2 separate regions of the Homo sapiens genome follow, and region 2 is linked to region 1. A link is a loop called in an ENCODE intact Hi-C map of the cell type or tissue named here. Cell type or tissue: dorsolateral prefrontal cortex. All regions are shown on one strand. Each heading gives the region's core, and the rest is flanking DNA. Links, peaks and the distances in the headings are about the cores only.

Evidence for each region. A loop is a pair of places that touch in the nucleus more often than their neighbours do. Peaks named below come from ENCODE experiments on the same cell type or tissue, not always from the same donor. Only the 100,000 strongest peaks of a DNase experiment are listed, where the experiment ranks them.
Region 2: a loop joins it to region 1, with 2.4 times the contacts of the local background. A loop is called at or near these places in 4 of 110 quality-filtered maps.

The regions. Positions count from the first base shown.
Region 1 is chr17:34,995,423-35,001,251 of GRCh38, reverse strand. LIG3 (DNA ligase 3) reads right to left here. Exons shown (of 20, transcript NM_013975.4): 10 at 5,057-5,188; 11 at 4,599-4,678; 12 at 3,427-3,514; 13 at 2,956-3,033; 14 at 2,525-2,648; 15 at 1,803-1,945; 16 at 1,396-1,470. Among named protein-coding and RNA genes, the nearest start is that of LIG3, 18 kb to the right of the region's middle. In dorsolateral prefrontal cortex, for the core only: CTCF peaks have their summits at 2,679 and 2,882 (motif pointing left); a DNase peak (open chromatin) is centred at 2,861; H3K27ac peaks cover 4,222 bases.
Region 2 is chr17:34,582,906-34,588,734 of GRCh38, reverse strand. The region is part of intron 1 of TMEM132E (transmembrane protein 132E); the gene reads right to left. Among named protein-coding and RNA genes, the nearest start is that of TMEM132E, 6.2 kb to the right of the region's middle. In dorsolateral prefrontal cortex, for the core only: a CTCF peak has its summit at 3,537 (motif pointing left); no DNase peak of the experiment used is centred there; H3K27ac peaks cover 498 bases.

The DNA.
Region 1 (5,829 bases), core at 407-5,406:
AGGAGTAAGCCAGCAGGTCATCACTGGTTAAGAAGATAGTATCAGTGGCCGGGCGTGGTGGCTCAAGCCTGTAATCCCAGCACTTAGGAAGGCTGAGGTGGGCAGATTACTTGAGGTCAGGAGTTTGAGACCAGCCTGGCCAACATGACGCAACCCCGTCTCTACAAAAAATAACAAAAATTAGCCAGGCACGGTGGTGCACGCCTGTAGTCCCAGCTACTCAGAAGGCTGAGGTATGAGAATCGCTTGAACCCAGGAGGCAGAGGTTGCAGTGAGCTGAGATCATGCCACTGCTCTCCAGAACGAGACTGTCTCAAAAAAAGGGAGAAGCAAGTATTGGCCAGGCGCGGTGGCTTGCATCTGTAATCCCAGCACTTTGGGAGGCCAAGGCAGGTGGATCACCTGAGGTCAGGAGTTTGAGACCAGCCTGGCCAACATGGTAAAACCCTATCTCTACTAAAAATGCAAAAATTAGCTGGGGGTGGTGGCACCCCTGTAATCCCAGCTACTTGGGAGACTGAGGTGAGAGAACTGCTTGAACCCAGGAGGCGGAGGCTGCAGTGAGATGAGATCATGCCACTGCACTCCAGCCTGGACAACAGAGTGAGACCCTGTCTCAAAAAAAAAAAAAAAAAAAAAAAAAGTATCTCCCAACCAGCTAGAAGCAATACAGAACAATTAAAACCAAAAAGGCGGCTGGGTGCAGTGGCTCACGCCTGTAATCCCAGCACCCTGGGAGACTGAGGCGGGCAGGTCACCTGAGGTCAAGAGTTCAAGACCAGCCTGACCAACATGGAGAAACCACATCTCTACTAAAAATACAAAATTAGCTGGCCACGGTGGCACATGCCTGTAATCCCAGCTACCTGGGAGGCTGAAGCAGGAGAATCACTTGAACCCGGGAGGCGGAGGTTGTGGTGAGCTGAGATCCCGCTATTGCACTCCAGCCTGGGCAACAAGAGTGAAACTCCGTCTCAAAAACAAAACAAAACAAAAACCAAAAAAGCTTTGGCTAACAGCTGGGAAACTTGGGTCCTAGTTCTGCTGCTGCTGTTGCTGAATAACCTTAGGGAAGTCCTGTTTGTTCTCTAGATCTCTTTCTTGGTCGGTACAAGAAGGGATTGGGCCAGATTACTTCTAGAACACACCCTTTGTGCTGAGGGGATAGGTACTCTCTTCTTCTCTCTCTTTTTTTAAAGCAATTGTATTGCAGAAAGAATTCTATTCAAAATTCCTCAGAGTTGTCTGGTTGTCCCTGTGCCTATCACTCAGCTGGAAATCCAGACCCCTATCCCTGGGTGGACTTTCAGCGAGGTGAGATGGATTCTCTATGGCACTAGAGAACCTGCAAGCTAATTCTATGAGCTGGAGGCCCCCAAGCCACTGGGTTGATACCTTTGGGTCTGGGACGATGAAGTCAGGATAGTAGATCTTGTTGACCTTCAACCAGCTGGGTATTTTGCTGGGGTCCTAGAGGAGAAAAGATGCTACTTTGGGCTGTTCCCAACCTGGAACAAGGCTTAAATCCCTTCTCTTGGTAATGAGATTATAAGAAGCCACTTAAACAGCTGATGTTTGAGCCATGTGATCCTCCCAGCCCAGAGTGGGTATGACCTAGAGGCATGCAAGCCATTTTCCACAAGAAGGCATTCAGAGATTATAAGGCCTAATCCTGCTCCCCTGAGCAAGCTGCAACCCTTCTTTCTGGGGAGACAGAAATACCTGTAGTCCCCAAAGCACAGCCTCTGTCTCAGTGATGGCGGCCAGTCCAGAGGCCATGGCCAACCAGGTCCCTTCCTCACCTTGCTGATCTTCACCATGTCTAGTTCATTCTGCAGGCGGGCAAGCGTGGCATCATCATGGCCTCCTGCACACTTGGTGACTGTGCACCACTTCTGGCTGCCAGGGTCGTAGCAGCCCATGAGGAAGATTGACATCATGCCGCCTGGGAGGGGAGTGTGAGATGAGTGTGGGTTGGAGGAGCCATCTCTGCCAGTCCCAAGAGCCCAGGGCCAGGGAGAGGACCTTGGGTCCTGGCCGTCAGAGTGCCAGAGTTTACCTCTTGGAGCTACCTCTTACTAACTGTGTAATTTTAACCTTTATAAGCCCCAATTTCCTCTTCTGTAAATGAGGGATAATCACACCCAACCTGTTGGGCTCTGGGGCATTGAACTGTGTTGGACACATGATAGATTGCTTAAAAGTATTAGTTCCTCAGACTCCAGCTTCCTTTCCAGTCAGGAAAGAGATTTTGCCTGAGGAGAAAGCTGTCAGGCCCTGACGAAATAATTGGTGGTAAGCGTCCTTCTGCTAGGCTAGCATAGGGTACTCTATTCTGACTTCTCCCTAACCGAGTAAGCAGCTCTGCCTGAGGTGACTCAGGCCAGCTTGGGGCCCTAGATCCTAGGACTTCGGAAGTCATAACTGGCCATGCTGGCAGATCAAGCCAGTAACAAGGCCAGCCTGTACCTCAAGCGGTACCTTCTAAAACAGTACCACCCCAGGGGGCAGAGGCCACCCTGACCTTTGCTCCCTTGCCCATAGAAGGCTCCAAGGACCACCAGGTCAGCTGTGTCGGCCATGGCCCCCTCGTTCAAATAGTCTTTCTTCACTTTCAGCCAGTGCCGCTTCCCAGGCTCATATGTACCCTGAAGGGAAGCAAAAGAGAGACCACAGAATAGAAAGGCAACTCCATGAGGATGGGTTCACCCCTTCACTGCTACACACCAGATCTAGCCCAGTGCCCCTCCCTCAGGGTAAGAGCCCTCAGGCTCCAGGCACTATAGGAGACACACAAAGCAGTCCTCCAGATCCAGGACACATCTGCCCACACTTCCCCAGCAGCCACCCCAACCACTGCAGGCTGCCACCGCCATCTCCTGGTCAGGGCTGGAAAGGCTCAGGGGAGAGGGCTGCGAGTGAGTCGACAGGAGAAGCCAAGCGAGGCCACTTTACCTTCACATCCTTCAGCACCAGCCCCTCCAATCCCTCCTGGATCACCCGGGTTATCATGTCAGCCAAGTCCAAAGCTTTCTGAGGGACAAGAGAGATGCTGAAGTTGGTGTGAGAGTGGAGAAGGTGGTGAGTGAGTGGGGGTTGTTCCTTTTCACACACTAGTTAAGTGTCCACTGGAAACACCCTTACTTGAAATATAAGGGACAAAGGGTTAGAAAGCAGGTTGCTTCTCATCCCAAACAGAGGGCTGCTGTGGCTTTGAAACACAGGAGGCTTACCTAGGAAGGATTTCCATGCCCTACCCTTCTGGGTGAAGACTAGCAGGCAACATATGCAATAGTCAAAGGCCAACATTATCAGGAGGCTCCATAAGACATTAAGATTTATTCTTCCAGTCGCAGTTGACCCAAGGAGTTCTCTGCCCTGCTTTCAAACTTCTAGGACACTGCCTAGCATAGGGTCTTCACTTACTGTGACTCGCTTCATTTCTGAGAACATGATCCGGTTTGGAATTTCAACCATGTTGTCATGAAGAAACTTCCGCCGCTCACACAGAGGTCTGAGGAGAACAGGAGAGCTGAGGTTAGGCCGGGATCCTCCCTCCCTTATTAGGAATTCTGAGGAAGGAAGGGCCACAATGATAAAACTGCTACTTCAAGAAAGGGTTTGCCATGGATCAAAGACCTCATGTGTAACAGTTCTGCTGTCAAGGGCTACAAGGGCTCCATCGTGACCGAAGATGGAAAATTGTGAGCTGTGGCATAGAGCCAGTTCATAGTTGTAGTTCCTAGTTCTACTTCATCAAGCGAGCCAAGGGAGAACTGGCCTGTAGCCCAGATTGTATAAATTCTGGTCCCACTTGAAATACGACTCCAACTCTCATTTTTTATCCCCTGCACCCTGCTTTGCCCCGATCCCAAGGCCAACCCCGGGGTAGGCAGGCTGAGACAGGCCTTGGGACCCAAACCCCAAATCCTACCCCCACCAATTCCTTCCCTCTCTACTTCCTTCTCCTTCCCCAATCAAGGATGTGGCTGTTGCAGGAGGAACAGGGGTAGAGATACATTTCTAAGTGAGGAAAGGGCTGATACTGGTTTCTCAGGCACAAGCATATGGATGCAGCTAAGTCAAGACTGCTAATTCTCTCCAAGATGGTCCCACCCATGGCCTCCCCTATAATCCGGAGCTTCCTGTTGTCAGTCTCTTCTGAAATCAAAACCTCTGAGCTGAAAACCATCTGCCTTATGCCCCCAGGGGTGCCACTGGAGCCCCTAGGGGTGCCATTGGAGAAATAAACTGAAACCCCATATGCTCACAGTCTATTTCTCTGCAATAGTCCATTTTGCTTTAGTAGAGAAACTTCTTTGGGGGTTTGGGTTTCTTCTGTGACTTAAGCTCTCAGAGAAGAGATGGAGTCAACACATGGGCTCTTTCTTACACTGAATGGGGAACTGATCATGTAGCAATTGTGCTTCCTCTCAGCTCCCTCTTGCCATTGCCTTTGGCAAGCTCCTGAGCACAAACGTATGTGCCAGCTGGTTCCCTGTACCCTCCTTTCCAACCTGAAGCCCCCATCTTCCTCACCCAGGAAATGAAAACAGATTCCTGGCAGTTTCTGGGTTTAAAGATGCTAGCCAACTCACCTGTCCATCAAGCTGACATCATTAAAGTAGATACAATCAAAAACAAACAGGCAGACATTAGCATCCTGGAAGGCTGCTTTCTGTAAGGGAAAATGAGGTAGTAGGTACACATAGGACAAAAGTCAGTGTGAAAAAATAAGGAGTACCAGTCCACTTCTGGAGGCCCCCTGAGGCACCGGATGAAAAAGTACTATTTCTGCTCTGAAGCCCCTGGGCCATAAGGGCACTGAGCAGATAGTGCTAAATGGAAACCAACCCAGTTATAAACTGGTTCCCAATACCAGCCCCTTTTTAGGAGAAAAACAAAAGACAAAAATCCAAACCAGAAACAGGTCAGAAGCGAAGAATAAGGGCCACACTAAGGGATATTTCCTCCCTTTTCAGACCGCAGCGTGCACCCACATGTACATACTCACTCACACTCATTCATTCTTGCACATATGGCCCTGAGCTAGTACCTTGTGTACTCCCAGAGTCCCAAAGGGCAGTGGTTTGCCTGTCTTGTTGTCAATCAGAAGCACTTCAGAATCCAAGATCATGCTGTGGCCCCCAGGAAAAGCCTGGGGAATGTAGTCCTTAAAGTGGGCCACCTGAAAGCAGAAGGGGAGCTTTGGTGAGGGATGACATGGCAGCAGGGACCTCAAACCATGCCATGGAGGGCAAAGCCCGGGCCCAGACAGGATATAGAACAACATGTGGAAGGCCCAGCTAATGTGCAAAACATATAGCTAGGCCTTGCGAGCCACCTGGACAAGAGGGAGAGGCCATCTGTTTCAGTACTTCTGTCCGGGCCCAGGAAGAGGTCAACCCATGCTGGGTCACTTTCTATGGGCTGTAGAGAAGGTACAATTTTTGAGGAAAATGGAAGAAACAGATTAAACCTGTCGGGGGAGGAGGAGGAGGGTAGGTGGGCAGAGATTAGTGCCTACTGCAGAAGATGTGTGACTATCAGGCTGGGGACTGGATTAGGGGAGAACAGACTACTTGAAACCAGAAAGGTAGAAATGAACTCCCTCAGGTGCAGCAAGGAAACTTGAGCAGTGTCTTCTCTGAGTGGGAGCCCTGAACCCACAGCCATCACTACCCAGGATGCTTAGAGCAGGAACAGGAAAGGCCAGCACATCCATGCCATTCCCCTTCAATCCCTAACCTAGCCCTTTAAGAACCCAAATCACAGGAGAGGCAAAGGATGAGTGAATACTGGGTAAGGGAAAATTAAGGAAAGGACTAA
Region 2 (5,829 bases), core at 593-5,592, 410 kb after region 1:
AACCACTCGTTGCCTTTGAACATATATAATTCACTTATTCAATGAATTTATTATTTACTGTCTGCCTTCCCCACCCACAATATACATAAGAATGTATATTGTGCATCCCTCCTCTGACAAACATACCCACCATGAATGCAGGGATTTTTGTTGTGTGCGCTGACTACAACCAAATGCCTAGAACAGTGCTTGGCACGTAGTAAGCGCTAACTGAATACTTGTTGAGTGACAACGTCTCTGTGTGCCTGTATGTGCACAATGATTCATTCATTGATTCATTTGACAAGTCATCAGTTGCCTAGTTTATTCCAGACATCACCTCCCAGACAGACTCTGGGAATACAGAGGCAGAGAAAAGATCACACACGTTCCAGGTCTATTTGAGCTTTTGGCCAGCAGGAAGCCAGGCAATGCAGAATTAAAACCACGGCAAATCTGCAATGAGTTGCAGTGGGTAGTGGGTCCTTGTTCTTAGAATAGGGATGGGCTTCCAGGAAGAAGTGGTGGATATGCTCTGCCCTGACAGCTGAGTAGGCAATGGAGTGGAAGAGTGTGAGTGTTCTGGTCAGAGGGAACAGCATGCACAAAGACTGTGACATGCAAAAGAGCATGACTTATTCGAGGGACTGAAAGAAGCATGGAGGGCAAGGGAAGAGAAAGGCTCAGAGGAAACTGGAGGGTCAGTGGGCCCTGACAGCACCCGGCAGGACTCACTCAGGTATAAGGGCCCGCATGGCTGGCTGCCTGCATCTGTGCTGATTCTGTTGGCAGGAGACAGAGAGGTATGGCAAGAAGACCTCCGAAGGCAGGGTCATGACTTCAAAAGCCAGTGCAGCCAGGACTCTGTTGAGCCTCAGCTTTGCCTTGCATAAAAAGGGGATCACAGTGCTGCCTTCACATAGCAGCCAATGTGACAAACAAAGCCATCATGGATCTGAACTGCAGAAGAGTTAGAATGCTCAAGCTTAGCAGTGTGTGGCCGTGACTGAGTGGGTGTGCACATGAGTGTGCACCTGTGCTCCTACCTCCCACCAACACCATTCTTCCACCATGACAAGGCCGCTGCATCACCTGTACCAAGCTACTAAAAATACACTGGCTTCTGGACCAGAGCCAGGCTCCCCCAAAACCCTGGGGGCTGAGGTAGGGAAGGAGAGACCAGGAGGGGCTGAGAAGGTTGTGGGGTCCTCAGTCTCTGGGCAAAGTGGTCATCAGTCACTATCAGACCCTCACCACGCAAGGAATAAAGGCTACCCCTGAGATCTGGAGCTGTGCCTCCCTCATCTTATTGGGGCCTCTCTGAAGATGGAAATTTGCCTCCCTTGTTATACTGGGTGCTCCCCAAGTGCAAGAACCATTCCCCCCCACTGCCACAGCTTTTCTTCTTCAGAAAAAGAGAGAGGTTGCCGCTCTGTGACTGTGACTAATTCTGTTTAAGGGTTGGCCAGCTCCAGGGCTGTGTTCCTGGGGAGGGGTTTAGGAGTAAGGTGGGGTATCCTAGCTGCCTGTTCTCTCAGGGCCAGGGCCCCGTGGGGTCTGATGTTCAGTTCTGGGAATTCTTGGATGGAGATGCTGCTGAGAACCTGGACCATTTTAGGAGTCATCCTATCCATCCTGGTAACCTCATTCTCCAGCTCCAGTGGTCGTGAAAGATAGGCCCAGGGAAACAGAAAATCTGAGAAGTTCTGCCAGCAAGCACACATCCTGCCCACTGCCGTCAGTTTGAACTGAACAAAAAAAGTCATGTAAGAGAAGAGAATAACCAGCTGCTCATTCTCACAGGCCAAAAAAAGTGTGGGTGAGAATGCAGCAGGAAGGATTACAGTTTGATAAAAAGCAGAACTTTTTGAGGGCAGGTAATGTCCTAGATAATTTAGGCAAAAAGAGATTTTCTTCAATTATCTTTTCTACTTCCCTTTTTTTTTTTGCATTGAATTATTCATCCTTGCACTCATTCATTCGTGCAACAAGCATTGAATTATCTAGGTAACTGCTTCCATTTTCCACTTCATCTTGCTGGGTTGTCTGCTAGCCAGCAGGGCCTGGGATGGAAGTGTGTATGGCAGAGAGTGGGTGGGAAGTGGTGGTGGTGGGGAGCTGAAAGGGTCAAATGACACAGCAGAAAGGAGATAATGATGCCTGGACTCGGACTGTGGGTGCTGAGACCACTCTAATGGCTTGCTTGTCCCCCCCCACTTGTTGCAACATTGGCTCACTTGTCTCAGTCCCCCCTTTCTCTGGGCAGTGCATTTGTCCCCCAGAGACCCGTGCAGTAGCTAGCTGAGTGTTGGTGCTCTGTGATACACTGTCCCATCCTTGGGGACTGCTGGAGTATGGCAGAGCCAGCTGAATTGGTGATAAGAAGGCCTACTTTTCTTTTCATTTAAGAAGACAGAGAAGGAAAAATTTTAAAGAAATTTATGTTCCTAAAAACACACACACACACACACACAACTGGTTCATTAATCTCTTATTAAAATTCTGTGTTGAGCATGGGCAAGGAAGAAGTAAGGAAGACCCTGGGGAGGAAACGGGGAGGAAGAATACGATTCTTCCACTTGTTAGCATCGGCTGCAGGAATCAGGGGAGAGAGGCGTGTGCTTGGGGAGAGAGGCGTGTGCTCTGACAGAGAAAGATGAGGGAGGTAAGAAGGGGCTTCTTCATCATAGAACAAAAGAGTTGGGAGGGGGCTTGGAGGGCACCGCCCCCTCACATTTGGGAGAGCAAGAAAACAAGACCCAGAGAAGTAGGTGAAATTCCTGTGGCTACACAGCAAACTGATGACAAAGTCAGGGTTTGAACCCAGATATCCTGTATCCTGAGGACTGTGTGATTTCAAACTGCTTTGAATTTCAAGACTTTGGACCTTTGTCTCATTCCCCCCAGTTGGACTTTGAGCTACTGAAAGAGCTGGAGGTCAGGTCTGGAATCCCTCACATTTCTTTCATAGCACTTGGTAAGGTTTATTAATGAATGCTACTAGTAATTGATTATCATGACTGCTTGCAACCAGAGGCTGGCTTGAGGCTAGAAGCCCATCACTGGAAGAAGCTGCAGAGAGAGGGGATAGTAGAGGTGATGGAATCTGTTGAGGAGTCTGGGGCAGACAGCCCCATTTGGGCTCTGGTGCTTGTTCTGATTCCAGAACAAACTTGCAGAGTGAGCTTGGCCAGTCCCTTCCCTGTGTGTCCATTTCCTCATCCACATGAGGTTGGATTTGGTGGTTCCTCTTTCAGTGTTTTGGACATCATTATGTGCAGGGCAACAAGGTGAGACCCTGCCCGCTACTACACACTCCCCTGCTCCAGGTAGGTGGGCCAGACCCCAGTGGTGGGAGTTGGTGCCTCTCAGGGTTTCAGTTTCTGCAGCATCGCCAGCACTCACTACCAATCTCAAGTCCAGGGTCTGTCAGTTCCAGACAGGCCCCCGGCAAGGGCCTAGGAGACACCCAAGTCCAGCTCTGGTATTCCACAGTGGCCTTATCTCCCACAGCGAAGCACCAGCCGTCCTCAGAATGGATTCCAATAAAGCTCATTTCCTGCCACCAAGTTTATAACACATCCCCACCTACTGGTCTTAAACATTAACAAGGCTATGTTGTGAATACGGCTGCATGTGGCCAGAAGAAAGATGGGTGTGGGAGAGGCGAAGCAAGCATCATCCCTCACGCCCGGCAATAAAGGGGTCTCCCAAGGGCTGGTGCTTACCCTGTCCTGCTGTGTTCCTCCTGCATCTCCAAAAGGGCTCAGGGCTTGGGTGATCGGGGGATGGGGTAGGGGTGTGGACACAACCCGCAGGAGAAACTCAAGGTTGCTGGGCTGGGGATCATGGAGGTGAGGACACGTTTTGAGACCATGTATTCAGAATGACCCTGGACACTACATTTGTATCCTGTGAGACCATGTCATAACATGTCACCGGAGACACATGGGTCTTGTATGTGCCCACTCAAGGGGCATGGCATGGGCCTGCTCCATCCTCTTGCTCTCTTTGTGGTATCTCTGCCTGTCTCCTCCCCTGCCCCTCTTCTGCCCTCTACCCCAGAGCTCCCTTTTCAACTGATGCTGGGAGGGTCCCTCAATACAGAGTTGTCCTCCTACCCCATCCATTTCTTCTGAGCACCTGCTATGTGTCAAACACTGGAGAGCCATGCAAACACATAGAAGACATGGCTCCTGCCCTAAATGCAAGAACGTGGGGATCAGGAGGATTGCACAGGTAAGCATGCCCATGTATACCCCTCACACAGCAGCCTATGAGGAAAAAGTGCTAGAAAAGTAGCATGAAGTACCAAAGAAGTCATGGAAAAAGTTCATTTATTTCTATCAGGGTATGGGGACTGCTGGTGAGAAGCTAGGGGGTAATCTACGGAGGCTCCCTGGAGGAGGTGACATTTGAACTCCGCTTTGAAGGTTAAGTAAGAATTTCTGGAGGCAAAGTATTCCAGATGGAGGGGCTGGTGGGTGCAAAAGCAGAAAGGCAGGAAAGTGAGAAAAGCAATACCTCATAGGGCACACGGAGGATGGCGAGAGGCCAGTATCTTTGAAGTAAAGATGTGGATTTGGACAAGATCATAAATGGCTTTGGATGCCAGGGCAATGAGTGTGCCCTTGATCCTAGAGGCTGTGGGGAACCAGTAATTGTTCCTGAGTAGTGAGCTGACATAATCAGCCCTCTAACAGATTTATCCACCACGCTGACCCCTAAACTCCTATTCAAACTAACAGTGGGGCTGGGAGTCTCCCCAAATATTAGATACAAGAAAGTGGCCTTCACAGATGTTCCCTGGAAGAGGGCTGGAGACTGGGAACAGTGTAGAGGTGCCCAAACACACCACTCTGCCTATCTCATGGGCTGAACTGGGCCCTGAAAAGGTAGTAAGGCTCCATTCACACATGGTCTCTGTCCAGGAGTCCTGGCAGAAACTGGAAAGGGGAAAGAAAGGCCAGAGACCACGCTGCCTGTGGAAGATGGGGAATGTGAGGGAGGCAGCCCAAGGTCACCCTGCCCGGTGGCGCCAGAGTCAGACTGAAACCCAGGCTACTTGGCTCCCAGTCTGGCTGTGTGGTCAGAACCCTGTGACCTCAATTGCCTGCCAGGCACAGAAAACTGCAACTGTCCCTCTATCTCCCAGCATTTTAGAAAAGCCCCGGAACCCCAACCAAGAGTCAGTTTAAAGGGAGACTAAGTCCCCGGACCCTATTCTTAACAGAGGGAAGGGGTGGCTACGTGGGTGTCAGGCAGCCCTGGAGGAGGAGGGCAGCCCAGGCAAGATGGGGTTTTATTGTGGGGGGATTTCTATCATACTGGCCTTACCCATCTGGGGGATCCCCCAAGTTTTAAGTATCTGCTGGCACCCTTCTCTGAGGCAGGGGAGACTGAGACATGCGATGGAGAAGAGAGTTCAGGACTCAGGGAAGGAGGTTGGAAAGGAAGCCAGATAGTCAGGAGGGGAAATGTCCGCTCAGTAGGGCGATTCAGACCCTACCTCCTCAAATACCTTCTTTCTGCTCAGGCAGCCAAGCCCTCTGCCCTAGGTGTGCTGTCACTGTGTTAGGCACTGGCTGTGTGGAGAGACAGGGAATAAGCCCATGGCTCTGCCTCCACCAATCCAGGACTACTGGGGCACAGAGAGGGCACTGGTGCCTAAGGAAAAAAGGAGGCCAAGGCCAAGACCAAGGGAAGGCAGCCAGGACGCTAAGGCCCAGCTGGAACTGCGTCTTAGGAACAGGCAGGATTCTGGCAGGTGAGGAAGGGAAAGGGATCTTTAATTCCAGGCTCAGGGATCGGGAAGGTGGGCAGAGGGACCCTAATGACAGAGTTTGAGCT